Linked DNA regions of Homo sapiens: region 2 is linked to region 1. Evidence: chromatin loops called from intact Hi-C (ENCODE). Cell type or tissue: HepG2. All regions are shown on one strand. Links, peaks and the distances in the headings refer to the core of each region. The heading gives the core; the rest is flanking DNA.

Region 1 (9,877 bases), core at 3,598-6,097:
GATGGCGAAGGACAAAGCGAATACCGTATGCAAAGACATGGGGATGTGAGACCGTGTTTGTTCAGGTAAAAATAAATCATTCAAGAGTTGGCACAAAAGGTATGCTCATAGGGAGAGATGATATTGAAAAGGTAGGCAAAGCAGAGATTATGAAAATTCTTCTATGAATGCTACTACAGGTATATGTACTATACAAAGTGCTTTACATATATCATCTCATTTCATCCCCACAATATAAGGTTGGCATTACTCTCATTCTCAGTGGTGGACCTGAGACTTTTCTGATTCCAGAGATCATGCTTTTTTTTTTTTTGAGATGGAGTCTCGCTCTGTTGCCCAGGCTGGAGTGCAGTGGCATGATCTCGGCTCACTGCAACCTCGGCTGTCCAGGGTTCAAGCGATTCTCATGCCTCAGCCTCCTGAGTAGCTGGGATTACAGGTGCGTGCCACCATGCCCAGCTAATTTTCTTGTATTTTTAGTAGAAATGGGGTTTCAACATGTTGGCCAGGCTGGTCTCGAACTCCTGACCTCAGGTAATCCACCCAACTCAGCCTCCCAAAGTTCAGGGATTACAGGCGTGAGCCACTGCACCCGGCCCACTTTCTGTTTTCTTTTTCCTTTTTTTTAAACATTTTTGGGACAGGGTCTCACTCTATTGCCCAGGCTGGAGTGCACTGGCACAATCATGGCTCACTGCAACCTTGACCTCCTGGGCTCAAGCGATCGTCCTACCTTTGCCTCCCAAAGTGCTGGGATTACAGGTATGAGCCATTGTGCCCTGCCAGAGATCACCTTCTGAACCAGTACTCTATACCCAATTTCAGAAAAGGAAGCACTATGGATTCACTAAGGACAAGCTATGCTTAACCTTATTAACTCTTAAAATGGAACTTCACAGTATACTTCAGATTAGTGTTTCTCAAACTTAAGTAATGCATGCACCTCTTCAAAAGGAAAAAATTCTCATAAACCCCGTGTTGCCTTAAATTCTCATGAAATATTGTGGCAGAGACCACTAACAGTTCCTTAGCATTAATTCTCCCTACCTTCCTTTTCGTTAATAGAATTCATCAAGTTTTACCCAGAGCTTACATGTTGCAGCCTCCCTTGCAACTGAGTACAATCATATGACAAGTTTTGGCAGTGAGAAGTGAAGAGAACATAAACAACTTCTGGTCATGTTCTCATTAAGACGCTGCCAGTCCTCGACTTCCCCTGGACCCCTTCCCATAGCTGGAAATCCAGTGAAGTGGGGATGAAACTGCTTCAACCATGTGAATGAAGGCAGTACTCAGGACCTTACTATTCAAAATGTGGCCTGCGAACCAGCAGAAGGAGCAGCAGCTGGGACTTTGTGGAAATAGGGGTTCTCAGGCCTCACCCTAGACCTACTGATGCCAAACTCTGCATTTAAATAAGATCTCCAAGTAATTCATATTCACACTAAAATTTGAGAAGCACTGATCCAGGAGAAGGTAGAACAACAAGCTAGAAGGAGCTTGGGTATCTAGACGACCCACCCTACTACACCACCTACCAGCTCAGACTTTTATAAGATAAGTAGACCTTCTATATTTGTTTAAGCACCTTTATTTTTACGTCTGTTTGATCCAAAATGCCAACTATATTAATATGTACAAACAAAACATGATATAAATTCCCACCTTTACAGCTTTTTCAATATAGTGTATTTGTTTTGTACCTTGCCTTTCTTCAATACCACAACCATTATTAAATCACATATATTATAGTGGTTTTATTGAGTAGTTAAGCTGATTATGTGCCAGTCCACAGCCATAAAATTAAAACAAATTTATAAATGAAATAAAAAAGAAAACTATAAAACCAATAAAAATCCAAATGAACAATTGTTTTAATATAACGAGGTAGATGATGTTTTTCTGCTGGAACGAAATCACTCTTCTCTTCACAACACAGCTACGGAACTGATGTTTCCACACAAATGTTTTTGAGTTTGGCATATTTATACTACCACGTGTTTTGTGATGGCTCAATTCTCTTACCAATTGACTCTATTTGAAGTACTGTCAAATCACCATTAGCATCAAATGTCATGATAGCTTTTGACTTCGCTTGGTCTAAATGCATCACTTACATCCTAAGTTACTTCTGTTCTTTTCTCATGCACACAGGATAATCCAAGAAGCACAACTTAACACCAGCTGTGTTATAAATACAACTGCAAACACAATTTATAACATAAGATGGTCATCCAGAAACCTAGAAAAATAAAACTTACATGCACACTAAGAAACTATAAATAAATGTTCATGGCAGCTTTATTTGTAATAGCCAAGAACTGGAAAGAACCCAAACATCCTTCAACAAGTGAATAGTGAAATACACTGCAGTACATTATACAGTAGAATATTACTCAGCAACAGAAAGAAACATACTGATACGTATGACTTGGATGGATCTCAAGTGCATTATGCTAAGTGAAAAAAGCTCATCTTAAATGTTTACATACTCTATGGACCATTTATATAACATTCTTGAAATGACAAAATTATAGTGATGAAGAACAGAGCAATAGTTGTCACAGGTCAGGTTAGGGAGAAAGTGTAAGTATAACGTGGTAACACCACAGAATTTCTTTGGGTGATGGAATTGTCTGCACCCTGGATGTGGCTGTGTTTACATAAATCTACACGTGATAAAATTTCACAGAGCTATGCACACACACATACACAAACACAAAAAGTGCATATAGGCTAAGTGTGGTGGCTCATGTCTGTAATCCCAGCACTTTGGGAGGATGAGGCAGGTGGATCACCTAAGGTCAGGAGTTCAAGACCAGCCTGGCCAACATGGTGAAACCCCCATCTCTATTAAAAAAAAAATTAGCCAAACTTGTTGGCATGCACCTGTAGTCCCAGCTACTTCAGAGGCTGAGGCAGGAGAACCACTTGAACCCGGGAGGCAGAAGTTGCAGTGAGCCAAGAACACACCACCACACTCCAGCCCGGGCGACAGAGCGAGACTCAGTCTCAAAAAAAAAGTGCATATAAAAACTGGTGAAATCTGAATAAAATCTGAACTTTAGTTAATACCAATGTCAATTTCCTGGTTTGCTAATGTGCTGGGGTTAAGATGCTATCTTAAACTAAGGGTATATGGGAACTCACTATACTATTTTCACCACTTCTCATGGGTAATTCTCAAGTATTTATACTCTAAAAGTACTTATACTTCTTAAGAGTATTTATACTCTCAAAGTATCTCAAATTTTTTTTAATCTTAACCTAATAACAAAGTGGACCAAATGGAACATCTTTTGAGACTTTGTACCTCATCATGATTCAGGCAAGGCACAACCAGTGTCAAAATACTCAGAGAAAGAGGCATTTACAAAAGGAAAGAAAAGTTCACCTTCAAAGAGAGCAAGAGAATCAGACTTCTGAAGGACTGGTCGGTTAAATAAAAAATATAACAAGGACTTAAAGGGAAAATGTGCAGTATTACCAAAGTTACAAAATATCCATTCACGTGTTTCTGGTGAGAAAGCAGCAACTTACTCACTTGACTGCTGTATTCACAAAGCTCTCGCCATAGCTCTAAACATCCACATAGCAAATATGGGGTCCGGGAGCTTGTTTTGGAAGGTGCCCAAGTTTACAATAAACATTCACGTTTTATTATTTGGGGACCAGGCCTGTCAGGGTGACTCTGATACTTCTGATTTATCTCAGGGTGCAAAGTTTTTATGTTTTTATTTTTTACTGTTAAAGGTGAAGTGTTTAGACATACTGGAAACAGAGCAGATTTGGCTTTTATGCAGAACATGTGTGATCTGCCAAAAGCACCTTCACTTTAACCCCTGTCATGACTGGGTCTGAGACTGATTTTCCCCACCACCCACTGTGACCCCACTGGGTCAAGGCTTGTGTCTGCGTGTCTGCTGTTTCTCATAGAGTATCACAGTGGAGAAATCATGAAGAATGCAGTCAACAAATTAAGAGGACTTGGAGACCATTCAAGAGTCTGGAACAAACTAATGAATGAATTATAAGAACTTAGGAAATAACAAAACAGTCAACATTCATTGGCTTATGAGATAGACACTACACAGAGTGCTTTCTATATATCATCTCATTTCATCCTCACCACAGAAGGCAGGCATTAGTCTCGTTCTCAGTGATGGGCCTGAGACTCCCCTGACTCCAGAGCTCATATTCGTAACCAGTACACTATGCCCACTTTTAGAAAAGGAAGCACTAAGGTTCACTAAGGACAAGCCATGCCTAATCTTATCACCTCTATAAATGGGACTTCCAAACTAACAGATCTGAGAAATAGGACAGACCTGATTTCAGCAAGGGATTGACAAGATTTTTATTATTAAGGAGAATGACAAGTTTGAAATGAGATCTTAAAGCCAGGACACAAGGAACAGAAACAATCACATGTGGGGATGCTTTCGTGAGAATTAAAGCTGCAGATGAAGAGGCTGGAGTGCATGGATTTTTCCATAGTCTCTAGGTATGTTGTGTGTTTTTCTCGATACGTGAATCTAACCAGTGAAATTCTTCTCACGCCGAGCCCCCAGTTTGTTCCACCTGGAAATTATTAATACCTTGTCTTCCTGCCTTTGACCTGGAACGGCAGTGTGAGAATATTCTCCCAGGGGGCAGCAGAGAGCAGCAGGACGCTCCAGCATTGGAAGCCATACCCTGGAACCAGCTCAGACCTGTCCTCAGGGGCACCCAGGCTGGGCCCAAAATCTCAGAGTGTGCAAACACAAGCCTTCATAAACTGCCCCTACTAAACCTCACCTGCCCCAACCAGCACTACAGATACAAATCACACTGCCAAGGCAAATGGCAGAAGGAAGGGTGAGGCAGGGATAAGAAACTATATACACACCGATGGGGAGGGGGAAGCCTCACCTGCTTTAACCCAACTTGTTTTTCAGGTCCAGAAAAGCTGCACCCTTTGCAGCTTTGCTTCATGTCCATGTATTAAATGCATATTCACGCAGAAAAATGTATCATGAGAGTGTTAAATAAGAAAGGCCCCTGACCTGAGGCTGTCTCTGTACTCTCAGTTCCTAGGTAATGAACCGCAACCTAACTTAGCACATAAACTGAAAACCTAACTTGGGAGAATAACAAACAGCTGAGTCTCAGCCCCTCTGCAGCCCAGCTTCAGCCAATCACAGGCTGCCAACTGATCAGACCCGAGGCCAAATAAGGCAAGAGCTGAGCTGCAACCAACCAGGCTATTTCTGTACTTTAACTTGTTTTCTATATCACTGCTTCTTTGCAGAGTTCTCTGAATCTTTTGTAATTCTGAGTGCTGCCCGATTCATGAATCATTCCTTGCTCAAATAAACTGCTAAATTTAAATTGTCTAGAGGTTGTTTTGTTTTTTTAACAAGAGGCTTGTTTAAAAAGGCTCCTACTGAGGCAGGAGAATAGGATCTGGAGGCAGGAAACCTTCACGCAGACTTCCTAGAACTAAATTGAAAGGAAAACCCTAACTTTCCACACCTAAGCAACAAAACGACCAGAGGCTACTCTCTTTGACCTTTTCTGAACGACAAATGGGAAATTGGGTGTCAACAACAAATCAGACTGATTGCAGGTGGAGTCTTCTTTTGCAACTTGGTAACTTCACTCCAGCCTCTGAATAGTTGCGGTCCACAACCAGTCAGACCGATTGCAGGCCAAGTCTTCGTTTGCACATAGAAGTATAACTTTGTAACTTCACCCTAGCCTCCGATTGGTTGCAAAATGCCTCTGATAGGTTTGCACAGGAGTGACCTTTGTAACTTCAGCCTCTGGTTGGCTGCTTTCTGCAACGAGACTGATTGTAGGCTACCAATTCATTTACATGAGATGAGCATGAAGTGGCCAATGGGAAACTTCTAGTGGGTATTTGGACCCAAGAAGATTCTGTATCCGGGCTCTTGAGCCGCAGCTCGGGTTCGCTCCCACCCTACGGAGTGTACTTTCGTTTTCAATAAATCCCTGCTTTCATTCTTTTGTTGCTTCTTTGCTTTGGTGGGCGTTTTGTCCAATTCTTTGTTCAAAATGCCAAGAACTTGGACACCTTGCAGTCACAACCCCACTACCAGTGACACTACTGCCTCTCAGACAAGAACACCCAGAGGCTGGGCACGGTGGCTCACGCCTGTAATCCCAGCACTTTGGGAGGCCAAGGAGGGCGGATCACAAGGTCAAGAGATCGAGACCATCCTGGCTAACACGGTGAAACCCCGTCTCTACTAAAAATACAAAAAATTAGCCGGGCACGGTGGCAGGTGCCTGTAGTCCTAGCTACTCGGGAGGCTGAGGCAGGAGAATGGCGTGAACCCGGGAGGCGGAGCTTGCAATGAGCCGAGATTGCGCCACTGCACTCCAGCCTGGGCGACAGAGCGAGACTCCGTCTCAAAAAAAAAAAAAAGAACACCCAGAGAAGAGCAAGGAGGGTGTGTGGCCCAAAGGTGAGGTTTCCTTTCTATCCCCTCAAACTTTTACTTTAAGGGCCACTCAGGTTTTTACAAGAACAGATTTGTGGGTACCACCCACACCCCAAAGCATCACACCTTGAGAATCCTGAGACCCATTTACTGTTGACACCTGAGTAGTGGAGGTGTGTGAGTTGAAGGGATCCAAACTTTCCAGGTAATTATTACATTGGCGAACCATACAAGGCCCAGAACACAGGCTCTAACCTATGAGGGACACAGGTTTGAATTCAATAGATGATCCCACTTTTGCAAGAAAACTTCCTGTGACTAGGAAATAAGATGTCCCTTTAAACTCTACCCTAGAGGGCCAGACTTCAGTTTCCATAAACCACAAACAGTTCATCTTTGAAACAGGTACCTGGGAGGCCAAGGCAGGCAGATCACTTGAGGTCAGGAGTTTGAGACTAGCCTGGCCAACATGACGAAACTCCGTCTCTACTAAAAATACAAAAAGTTAGCCGGGTGTGGTGGCACATGCCTGTGATCCCAGCTACTTGGGAGGCTGAGGCATGAGAACCGCTTGAACCCGGGAGGCAGAGGTAAGCCAAGGTCGTGCCACTGCACTGCAGCCTGAGTGACACAGACTAATCTCAAAAAAAAAAAAGAAACAGGTACCTGGGAAACCTTGCTTGTCCCAGGGTTTGGGGAATATCCTGCATATAACATTAGATAACTGCAGTTTTCCCCTTTTGGGTAAATAAACAACATACAAAACTCAGACCTTGTGAGCACAGCTCCCAAGAAAAAGCACTACCATCCTTTCACATTCCTTCCCCCACCAAAAAAAATTCCCTTCTTCCAGCCCCAAACAAGCCTCTTAACTAAAAGGAAGTCCTCTGGGGAAAGCTGATGACCCCATGTCTAACACTGCCTCTGGCAAGTCAGAGGCCTCAGAAACTAAAATTAAACTCCCAAGAGCAATTAACCCAGTTCAGAAGACACATGAGAATTTGGCTGTTTTTAATTTTTTGAGATAATGCAGTCCCTGTATAGAAAAAAAATCCATGAAATCCACAATCTTCAACATTTGCAATTTTTTTTTTCTTTTTGAGACAGGGTCTTGCTCTGTCACCCAGGCTAGAGTGCAGTGGCACAATCATGGCTCACTGCCGCCTTGTTCTCGGACCAAACTGAGGGTCGGGCTGCTATTTCTTATGGCCTAATAACAAGATGCAGATGAACTGAGGAAGAAGATTTTTATTTCTGCAACCGGTTACAAGGAGAAGGCCTGGAAATTATCACCAGACTAACTCAAAATTACAAAGTTTTCCAGAGCTTATATACCTTTTAAGCTATAAGTCTACATGTAAGTGTGCATTCATCAAAAGACATAAGTGATTAACTTCTTTTAATCTAAAATTAAGGTGTGAGTCCTGAAGACCTTCCTCTGGAGCCTCAGTAAATTTACTCAATCTAAATGGGTCCAGTTGCTGGAGTGATTAACCTTATTTTGTCTCCTGCTAAATCATGAAGGTTTGAGGAGTTTGTGAAGGCCTGGGGAGTTTCTTCAGACCCCCAATAAAACTTGTTTAATCCTAAACAGGTCCTGTTAAGAATTCCTTCATTATTTTGCTTTAAGGCCCAGGAAAGACCTAGGCAAAGCTCTTGGTGGGCTTTTGTTACATCCCAGCCTTTGTGTAAGGACACTGGCTCTTTCAGCTTTTAATATTTAAGTTAACTACACAGTCAGTGCTGAAACAGTTGTTATGGAGGCCTGCGTTAGTGAGACCTGGCCTGCCACAGCCTTGACTTCCTGGACTCAGGTGATCCTCCCACCTCAGCCTCTGGAATAGCTGGGACTACAGGTGCATGCCACCATGCCTGACTAATCTGGGGGGTTTTTTGTAGAGATGGAGTTTCACCATGTTGGCCAGGCTGATCTTGAACTCCTGGGGTCAAGCGATCTGCCTGCCTCAGCCTCCCAAAGTGCTGGGATTACAGTTGTGAGCCACCGCACCAGGCCCCAAATCTTTCATATTAATCAATACTCTCCATCAATCCAAATCCTGGCTGGAAGGAAAATAAGGATGAAGACCAAACTAAAGAAACCTTTCTGCCTTAATCTTTCCAAGATTTTGTTTTAGTTCAGAAGTTCTGTTCTTGAATCCTTCCAGTTCAATTTCTTGTAGAAGACTAGGCTAGTAAGAAGCCCTTCTGTTACCAGTTAAGGGTGTCCAGGTTCTTGGTGTTTTGAACTAAGATTTAGACGAAATGCACAAACAAAGCAAGGAAAGAATGAAGCAACAAAAGCAGAGATTTGTTGAAAATGAAAGTACACTCCACAGGGTGGGAGCAGGTATGAGCATAGGGGCTCAAGGGCCCTGTTACAGAATTTTCTGGGTTTTAAATACCCTCTAGAGGTTTCCATTGGTTACTTGGTGTTAAGCCTTATGTAAATGAAGAGACTAAAGTGAAGTTACAAAGTTATTTTCTTGGTATACACTCTATGTAAATGAAGAGGATGAAATAAAGTTACAAAGTCATTTACTTGGTGTACGCCCTATGTAAATGAAGATGATATTTCCTGTGGTAGCTGAAGTGTTTCCACTTGATTTAGTTCTAGGAAGTCCTGAGGTTCCCTGCCTCCAGACCCTATTCTCCTGCCTCACTTCTAGGCCAACCTGACCAAGAGCCCAGAAGGATTCTTCTGGTGGTTTTTCCCAACAACCTTTCCTATCATGAACACCAATGGGAAGTTGTCCCAGATTACTCCAAATCCGGTATTTAAAATAAAAGTGGCCCTAGTAATCTGGGCTCCCATCAATAGACACTATGTTACCATCATATAATCAAAGTGGAATTGTTTCTAAGCTACTTTAAGGCGTTTCAGTCATTTACTCATTGGCTCAATAAGTATGTATATGCCAGGCTCTGAAGAGACACCAGAGAGTGGGCAGACCTCTGCCCCCAACTTCACAGCCAGTGGAGGAATCTAGACAAATACATGGGAAATCATTGATGGGACCTCAGAGCTGCCTTCACTGTGTGAGGGCCTCTGGGGCTGTATGCAGGATTTATGACTCCTCCCAGCTCCAAGGTCCACAGATAGCATCTGGGGTCAGTCTTTAAAATTTCTTCGCAGCCTAAGGGCATGTAAGAGCCATTGTGGGCAGGCTTGAGACTCTTCAAACCATTTAAGGCCCATAAAGTCTCCTCACTGAAACTTTTTTCTGATACTTTTCTATTAGGTTGGTGCAAAGGTAATTGTGGTTTTTGCCATTAAAAGTAATGACAGGCCAGGCGCGGTGGCTCACACCTGTAATCCCAGCAGTTTGGGAGGTCGAGGTGGGCGGATCACCTGAGGTCAGGAGTTCAAGACCAGCCTAGCCAACATGGCAAAACCCCAACTCTACTAAAAAATACAAAAATTAGCCAGGCGT
Region 2 (9,877 bases), core at 3,474-5,973, 120 kb after region 1:
TGTTGTCATTGTAAACCACAGAAATAACCAAATCAAACCAGTTGATACTAAAATTGTTTAAAATAGTTTATAACCAATGCTTGGTCCCATATTACTGGGAAGACAATTAAAGCTTCACGTACATTTGGTCACCTGGTGGGCCATTTAAATATTTTACAAAGCGATTTCATTCCACTGATATCTGGTTGTATAAAAGCTTTCCCATGCAAGAGGGCTGATGTTGTAACAGTAGATTACTACACTACAGTGTATTTTCACCAGGTAAAAAAAGCTTTTTATCGTTTGAATCTTCTGAGAACATCAGAGAAAGACTGTCCTCCCCATCCACACTACAACAAAACTTTGGGACCTTGGGCTTTGGGTTCATGGTCTCACAACTGAGAGGGGTCCCTGCACACTTCTGGAACTGCATCCATTGGAACCTTTGAGATAAAGCCAACCAGGGAAATTTCTCCCAAGAAGATAGCATCCTTGATGTGAACAGCTTTTCCAAGTTCACAGGTTAAGACTTTACTATCATGAAACTCTTATCTTTGAATATTTTTTTCTTGCCTACATCTCTACAAACAATAGAAGTGGAAAAGGGGTCTGTTATGTGGATTTATGGAGTGTACTTTTATTTATGAAGGGGTCTGCAGCCAGCCTTCTACCTGGGTAATCTTATACTTTGACAGATAAAAAATGAAGGCCCAATGTAGGTAAGAAACCTTAATGGTATATACATTGCCTCATAATCAGTCAAAAATAAAACACTGGTTCACTCCTCTTAACCCACATCATGGGTTAAAGAGAACATTGCCAGGAGGCCTTCCCTCTTCTAGAAGGGCATCAGTTATTTGGCTCTTTTTCCATGGTTTAAAGTGAAAGAAGCAATGATTAGAAATGTATCCCTCATGATAGGCTCTCTAGCACATTCTACTTTAAAGGCTATCATCACACAACAGATTTTAAATTCTCTTGTGAAAGTTATGCTAAATAATAGAATTGGCTAAACAGACATGTATCTGTGCAGCTGCTGGCACCTGTGGCCTATCGAGAAATACATAGAATGCAGGTTATAAAAATTCAGTTGTAGGGGATTAATGAAAAGACCACTTACTCAGCTGGGCGCAGTGGCTCACACCTGTAATCACAGCACTTTGAGAGGCCGAGGCAGGTGGATTACCTGAGGTCAGGAGTTCGAGACCAGCCTGGCCAACATAGTGAAACCGCGTCTCTACTAAAAATACAAAAATTAGCCGGCCGTGGTGGCAGGCACCTGTAATCCCAGCTACTCTGGAGGCTGAGGCAGGAGAATCGCTTAAATCTGTGAGGTGGAGGTTTCAGTGAGCCAAGATTGTGCCATGGCACTCCAGTCTAGGTGACAGAGCGAGACTCCATCTCTTAAAAAAAAAAAAAAAAAAAAAAAAAGACCATTTGGTCAAGCAAGCAGACACTTCATCCAGATCATTCTTTAATCTACATAATTTTAGGTGGTTTGGTATGGTGACCCGGGTAAGGAGCATACTCCGAACTCTTGGTATTATCCTCCCAACAGTCATAATAATCGTCTCCCTGGAGTGCTGTATTCTCTCAAAGGTTTTAAATGCTTCCATGCAGCCATCTCTAGAATGTCATATGATTGCTCTTCAACTGGAATGACAAGAGCTGAAGGAAATGTGCAACCATGAGGACTTAACCTATAAATGATGTGCTGAGACTGGAAACGAAAATGATGGTAACTGAGAGTGGTGCTATGGCCCTAAGTTTTGCTCATACTCTCACCTAAGTAAGAACCTGAACAAAAAGGGGGAATTTTTTCAACAAAATTCTGGAAGCCCATTGTTTTGGACTAAGTTCATGCACTGGGCCCCAACAGACCAAACCAAACCAAAACGGGGTTGTTTGTGCTAAGACTTTAGGGAAACACATGGGTTCTAGAACAGACAAGGTTTTGTTTTTTCTTCTGCAAATCTCTGTAACAAACATTTCTGACAGCATAGGTATCCACCTCTGAAGTTCCCATTAAATCTTTTAACCAAATTCATTCCCTCTCGCCTAGAAACCATCAAGCTTCAGATGATCATGCAACAAAGGTTCCAGCCAATTCCAGGTGAAGACACCACCCCTGGCCATCAAGAAGCTACCCTGCTGGCAGGGCATGGTGGTTCACGCATGTAATCCCAGCACTTTGGGAAGCTGAGGTGGGCAGATCACTTGAGGTCAGGAGTTCAAGACCAGCCTGGCCAACATGGTGAAATCCCATCTCTACTAAAAATACAAAAATTAGCTGGGCATGGTGGTGGGTAACCTGTAATCCCAGCTACTTGGGAGGCTGAGGCAGGAGAATCGCTTGAACTCGGGAGGTGGAGGTTGCAGTGAGCCAAGACGATGCCACTGCACTCCAGCCTGGGCAACAAGAGCAAAAACTCCATCTCAAAAAAAAAAGCTACCCTACCTTCACTAGACAGAGCAGGGCGAGAGTTCCATGGTCCCCAATAGGTAGGGACTAGGCCTCAAGGCAGCATGAAGTAGTTACAGAAAAAGAACATTGGTCCCTCTGCCTCCCATAAAGATTTATGGGGATCACATCTCAAAGTGGGGAGATGAGGCAGGAAAATAGGGTCTGGAGGCAGAGAACATCAGGCCGATTCACACTTCAGCTATAACAGGAAATATCCTCTCCAGAGGGTGTAGGCCAAGTAAATGACTTTGTAACTTTACTTCATCCTCTCCATTTACATAGGGCATACCCCAAGTAACCAATGGAATCCTCTAGAGGATATTTAAACTCGCCAAAATTCTGTAACCGGGCCTTTGAGCCCCTATGTTCAGGCCCACTTCCATACTATGGAGTGTACTTTCATTTTCAATAAAACCCTTCATTCCTTCCTCGCTTTGTTTGTGCGTTTTGACCAATTCTTTGTTCAAGATGCCAAGAACCAGGATACCCTCCACCATTAACACCAAGAATATGAGACCAGCCTGGGCAACATGGCAAAACCTCATTTTTTACAAAAAAATTAAAAAATTAGCTGGGCATGGTGGCACGCACCTGTAGTCCCAGCTACTCTGGAGACAGAGGTAGGAGGATCACTTGAGCCTGGGAGGTTGAGGCTACAGTGAGCTGAGATCACACGGCTGTACTCCAGCCTGGATGACAGAGTGAGACTCTATCTAAAAAGATAAAAAGTTTTTTAAAAAATAATAAATTAGCTATACAGGGACACAGTAAGTGAACAAGCACATAACAGGACAGTGAGGAACTTCTAATAATCAAAAAATGCAGGCCAGGTGTGGTGGTTCACACCTGTAATCCCAGCATTTTGGGAGGCCAAGGTGGGAGGATCACCTTGGTTCAAGACTAAGAGTTCAAGACCAGCCTGGGCAACAATAGTGAAACCCCGTCTCTACAAAAACAAACAATTAGCCAGGCATGGTGATATATGCCTGTAGTCCCAGATACTCGGGAGGATGAAGCAGGAATATCACTTGAGCCCAGAAAGCAGAGGTTGCTGTGAGTTGAAATAACACTACTGCACTCTAGCCTGGATGACTGAGTGATACCCTGTCTTGAAAAAAAACAAAAATTTTAATTTCTAGATCACCTGACCTGGTGATCCACCCACCTCGGCCTCCCAAAGTGCTGGGATTACAGGCGTGAGCCACTGCACCCGGCCTCCCTTTTTTTTTTTTTTTTTTGAGACAATTTCTTGCTCTGTATCCAGGCCTGAGTGCAATGGCACGATCTTGGCTCACTGTAACCTCCACCTCCCAGGTTCAAGTGATTCTTCTGCCTCAGTCTCCCGAGTAGCTAGAATTACAGGCACGTGCCACCACGCCCAGCTGATTTTTATATTTTTAGTAGAGATGGGGTTTCACCATGTTGGCCAGGCTGGTCTCGAACTCCTGGCCTCAGGTGATCCGCCCACCTCAGTCTCCCAAAGTGCTGGGATTATAGGCGTGAGCCACCACACCCGACCTAGGCATTGGTTTTATTGTCACACTTCAAAGTGCTCTCACAAAGCTAAACATATACATAACAGAGTATACCGGCTATAATTTGCTATCTGGTATAGATTTCTCAATCCATCTCATTCTGTAACAAGCCTCTCAAAATTTAAAGTACCCTTGACACACTGTGAGTTTTAAGAAATGGGTAGGAGAAACAGTACAGCACTGTAGGAGACCCAGGTTTGAGTCATAACTCTGCCATCCCTGTTTGTGTCAAAAGCTCTCTAACACTAGTCTCCTTATCAATAAAATGTGGACACACATCACCTATCTTTCAGGGTTGTGAGAATTCAGAATCGAACCTATTCTGCAAGAGAAGGCAATGTAATCCTCATTAAAACTGTTCTTTGAGGGTTTGAGCATTTAACATCATGACTGTCTATGTTTGCCCAAGTTCATCCTGCTACTAATTTGTTATTAATTTACAGTGTAATCCTGGGATGACACAACCTCTCTGGACCTGAGTTTCTTCATAAAATGAGGTCCTTTCTTTCATTAACATTTTAGGATCCCACTTGTTTGAAGAGGACGTTTCAGTACCACCTGTCAATCGTCCATAAAGCAATCTTCTGTTTCACATGTACACAAAGAAAAAATGTAAAAATTAATCCGTTTTATGCAATACACATATATTGGAAGGTAATATACAAAGTAATGGAGTAATCTTTCTATTTACCGAACTCTTCTTGTTGTTTGCATAAGTGCCAGTAGCTGTATACAAATTAATCAGGTCTATATTCTAGAGGGGGTTCCATGACTCAAGCAATAGAGAACAAGAATAGAATACAACCTCAAAAACTAAAAAATGGGCTGTTCTGTTTTGTGTTTATAACTTGTCTCTAAACACTGACTTTTAAGTGTTTGACAGAGCACCCCTACTGAGCCTTTGCTTCCAGCCATAGTACATTGCTTGGTAAAGCAGTTGCTTCATGAACCATCCCAGAATTGAGCAAATAATGTGACAGGATACTGTGCAGGTGCTGAAGATAAATGTTTGTTCAAGGGCTGAATGAACAATCAGAGGTTATTCATAACCTGGGCATAACATAAATATTTTATGGGTTCCATGGACATAAAAGCAAGTAGATGTGAAGCCATATATAGAATCTGTATGTTGTTTTCTCTTTCTTTAAGAGGAATCTCCTAAACATAAGCTAAGTTTCCAGCAAGCTAGGAAAGAAATAAAGATTTTTTTTTTTTTTGGCCCATAAAAAGACCATTATCAGCAACTTAAAAAAAAAAAGTCCTATAATAAAGAGAGGAAATGCTTTACATATAAATACAGTACATTAGAAACAAAACCATAGCAACTAACATTTCCTGTTCCAATCAGTAACTCTAAACTATCATCACCCACTTTAGTAATCTAATCACAAGACTTTGGAAAACTTAAAGGTAGTTTCTCACCGGGAAAAGGTCATAGACCTTTGTTCCAGTGGGTATGACTTATACATCTTCACTAGTCTAAATAATTTCAATTATTTAAGTCACATTAAATCACATTAAATGTGACTAAATGATATAGTCACATTAAAAAGCAAAGCTAAAACAACATTTAAAGCAATCCAATCCTATATTAATCAAATTTCTTTTGTAAAATCAATTCTAGGCTGGGCGCGGTAGCTCACACCTGTAATCCCAGCACTTTGGGAGGCCAAGGTGGGCAGATCACGAGGTCAGGAGATCGAGACCGTCCTGGCTAACACGGTGAAACCCCGTCTCTACTAAAAATACAAAAAATTAGCCGGGCGCGGTGGCGGGCGCCTGTAGTCCCAGCTACTCCGGAGGCTGAGGCAGGAGAATGGCGTGAACTCGGGAGGCGGAGCTTGCAGTGAGATCGCGCCACTGCACTCCTGCCTGGGCGACAGAACGAGACTCTGTTTCAAAAAAAAAAAAAAAAAAAAATCAATTCTAAAATGCTATTTAACCTTAGAAATACTCAAGAGTTGTGATAAATCTAAGAAATCATCTTAATGAAAAAAGAAAACAAAGCATTTGACGAAGTATTATCATATGCTGTTTACTGAAAAGCAATCAAAGCCCTAAGTGAAAGCAGCTGCAGGCTACTGAATGAAGCCCCAAACAGGAAAGCTTCCTTATTACTGTAGTTTTCTTTTCCTTTGACCTCAAAAAACTGCAGATCATCACCAACAGAAATGTAAAGAAAGTGCCTAGCGTGGTGGCTCACGCCTGTAATCCCATGCCAGCACTTTGGGAGGCCGGGGCGGGCATATCACCTGAGGTCAGACCAAAAAAAATACAAAAATTAGCCAGACGCAGTGACGCACACCTGTATTCCCAGCTACTCGGGAGGCTAAGGCATGAGAATTTGAACCCGGGAGGCGGAGGTTGCAGTGAGCCAAGATCGCGCCACTGCACTCCAGCCTGAGCAACAGAGTGAGACTCAATCTCAAAAAAAAAAAAAAAAAAAAGAAAGTTAATTTTTCCTAGATATATCAACTATCTCTTGATACTTTTCCAGTTTTCTTACATTGAAACAAGTGGAAAATATTATACTGTCACAATATTATACTGTCACAGTCCTCTGTATGTTAACCAATTTGATATTCAAGGGTCATGTTAAAGGATAGCACATCACCATCAGAAATTAGTGTTTAGCAAGCAAAATCCATTCTCTAAGCTTTCTATAGTGTGCTGATTATACAAACCTAAGTATGAAAATTGTTTTTAGAAACTACAACTTGATGACAAGCTCTTTTAAAACTAAACAAACAACAAAGCATGCTGCTGAAATGAGTAATGATCACGGACTGAAAATTTTTCACTGTGGACTAAAATCCTGGAAATGGTTTGTAGCTCTAATCCCAGAGACACTAAGGTTATAGTGTCTCTGGCACACATTTATTGATTTGAGCTTCTATTACCCTCAGGAAGATTTGAAGTCCCAGTGTTATGGGGAAAAATTTCCCAGTCTGCTCTGAATTATAATCTGTTCTGCTACAGTACATGTTTCTGTAACATCAGATAACTCACATACGACTAGTACAGTACAGGAGCTATATTCCTTCATATGGGATATTTCATCATTTAGGGGAGCAGATTAGTGGGAAAATAATTAGGTGACCCTTGAAAACATGGGTTTGAACTGTGCAGGTCTACTTATACATGGATTTTCTTCTGCCTCTGCCACCCCTGAAACAGCAAGACCAACCCCTCCTCCTCCTCCTTATGATTTTCTTCCCTCTAGCTTACGTTACTATAAGAATACAGTATATAATACATATAACATACAAAATATGTTAATCGACTGTTAATGTTATCAATAAGGCTCCAGTCAAAAGTAGACTATTAGTAAAGTTTCTGGGGAGTCAAAAGTTGTACACAGATTTTCAACTGCCTGCAGGGTGAGGATGAGGGCCTGGGGGCAGTACTCCTAACCCCCAAGTGGATCAAGGGTCAACTGTATCACCTTCTGCAGGAAACATCTCTCAACTCAGCTGCTATACAGGCAGAAGTCCTTTTAACTCTATTTTAAGAAAATCAGAAATTCGCATTTGTACCCAGTCTCCCTCTTCAGAGAAAGGCACCTCCAGGGTAGCACAGCTCTCAGCCAATGTGGCAGGTGGCACTGGCCCTACACTGCCTCAATGGCAGCCCACACTGTCTGTATTACATCAGCACCTACTGCTGACATTTCCATTCAACTTTGTCCATGCTTTGTTCATGTCCCCTCGGGCAGCTTCCAGTGAAGCTGAGCTGCCTGCCTGTCTGGGACATCCAAGTTATTCCCTCAAGATGCCAAGTATTGTGTTTGTTAGTGCTTGCTTACTAAATTGCATACATTTTAAGTGGTCTGACTCAATAATATTTTCCTATAAACCATATTATTTTGCAGTTTTTCAGAAACATATATAATACATGCTGACCAAAACGCTTGTATTAGTAAAACTTCTATTTCTCATAACTATTGATCATAACTACTATTTTTTCAACATTCCAATTTATAAAAAGTATATATCCTCTATCAAGTACATCTTCTAGAACACATAGCTTAAATTACTAAATTTGAGCATTTGGGGTTTGTTCTTTTAAAAAAAAAAAGAGGCCAGGTCCGATGGTTCACACCTGTAATCCGAGCACTTTGGAAAGCTGAGGCAGGAGGACTGCTTGAGGCCAGGAGTTCAAGACCAACCTAGGCAACCTAGTGAGACCCTGTCTCTACTAAAAATTTAAAAATTAATCAGGCATGGTGGTGTGTGCCTGTAGTCCCCACTATTTGGGAAGCTGAGGCGGGAAGATCACTTAAGCCCAGGAGTTCAAGGGTACAGTGAACTAAAGATCATGCCAGCCACTGAACTCCAGCCTGGGCAACAGAGCAAGACCCTGTTTTAGGGGGAAAAAAAAATCTATCTTAGCTCCTATGTGCCATAAATGTTACAACACTCATAGTCTGGAGGAATCACAAAGTCTTTAAGAAAATGGAGACAGGACCTATAGTGATCACTACTCACAAATCACTAGAATCACATGCTGAAACACTGCTGCAGAATATCAATGTGTGGTCTGTTCCCACTGCCATTAACCCAACCATGACTTTCTCTGCCTGTCCTGGTATAGACCATTTAGTTCTTGTTAAGCACAGTTTTCATTATTTTCAACCTTTACCAACCAAAAACTACTAAAGAAAAAGTTAATATTCTAAGGAGTACAGTTAAGAGATATCCTAACATTCTCACTGAATCAGCCAAATATAAAGGCTAACATGTTAAACAGGCTAGAGCAGTTTTCTTCAAACTAAAGCAGTAGGGCCCTGGAGTTAACAAGACAACTTTCCAGGAGGTTAGGATAGTTTAAGGAGAATCCGGTTAAAGGTGGTCTGCTTCCACCGTACTCCCAGAGCTTGATCTGTCTGAGAATTCTTGTGGTTTGCTGGTTGTCCTTCCCATCCTCCCTTATAAATGTATTCACTTCTCCCACATTACTTCCTAATCTTACAATTGTTCATTTCCCAGACAGGTGCAGTGGCTCATGCCTGTAATCCCAGAACTTTGGGAGGCCAAGGTGGGTGGGTCACCTGAGGTCAGGAGTTCGAGACCAGGCTGGCCAACATAGTAAATCCCCTTCTCTACTAAAAATACAAAAATCAGCCGGGTGTGGTGGCAGGCACCTGTAATCCCAGCTACTCGTGAGGCTGAGGCAGGAGAATTGCTTGAACCCAGGAGGCGGAGGCTACAGTGACCCAAGATTGCGCCACTGCACTCCAGCCTAGGTAACAGATCAAGACTCCATCTTGAGAAAAAAAAAAAATAGGAGCCGGGCTAGGTGGCTCACACCTGTAATCCCAGCATTTTGGGAGGCCGAGGTGGGCGGATCACGAGGTTGGGAGTTTGAGACCACCCTGGCTAACATGGTGAAACCCCATCTCTACTAAAAATACAAAAAATCAACAGGGTATGGCGGCGGGCACCTGTAATCCCAGCTACTGGGGAGGCTGATGCAAGAGAATCGCTTGCAACCAGAAGGCAAAGGTTGCAAGGAGCCAAGTTCGCACCACTGCACTCTAGCCTGAGGAAAAGAGCGAAACTGTCTCAAAAAAAGAAAAAAAAAAGGAGTATATTTTTTATATATTCACAGAATATCTCAGGAGAGATGCATAGGAAACTGCTGACACTGGTTGTCCCAGGGTGGCCGAGGCAGGGGTGGAAGGAAGACTGTGTCACCAACTACCTTTTTGTATCTTTTGTGTTTTCAACCATAAGGATGTATAATCTATTTTATTTACAACTTAAAATTCATATTTTCCAAACTCCCAAATACTTTAATTAGTATATTGAGATGCAAAAAAAGTCCTTTTAGGCCAGGCGCGGTGGCTCACACCTGTAATCCCAGCACTTTGGGAAGCTGAGGGGAGAGGATCACGTGA

Evidence for each region. Peaks named below come from ENCODE experiments on the same cell type or tissue, not always from the same donor. Only the 100,000 strongest peaks of a DNase experiment are listed, where the experiment ranks them.
Region 2: it touches region 1 in a loop (4-fold over the local background); 9 of 110 quality-filtered maps call a loop at or near these places.

What each region holds. Positions count from the first base shown.
Region 1 is chr14:34,327,173-34,337,049 of GRCh38, forward strand. No RefSeq gene overlaps it. Among named protein-coding and RNA genes, the nearest start is that of SPTSSA, 130 kb to the right of the region's middle. In HepG2, for the core only: a CTCF peak has its summit at 4,656; DNase peaks (open chromatin) are centred at 4,669, 5,169 and 5,759; H3K4me3 peaks cover 1,292 bases.
Region 2 is chr14:34,445,841-34,455,717 of GRCh38, forward strand. The region is part of intron 1 of SPTSSA (serine palmitoyltransferase small subunit A); the gene reads right to left. Among named protein-coding and RNA genes, the nearest start is that of SPTSSA, 11 kb to the right of the region's middle. RefSeq lists a silencer at 4,843-5,137. In HepG2, for the core only: no CTCF peak of the experiment used is centred there; a DNase peak (open chromatin) is centred at 4,951.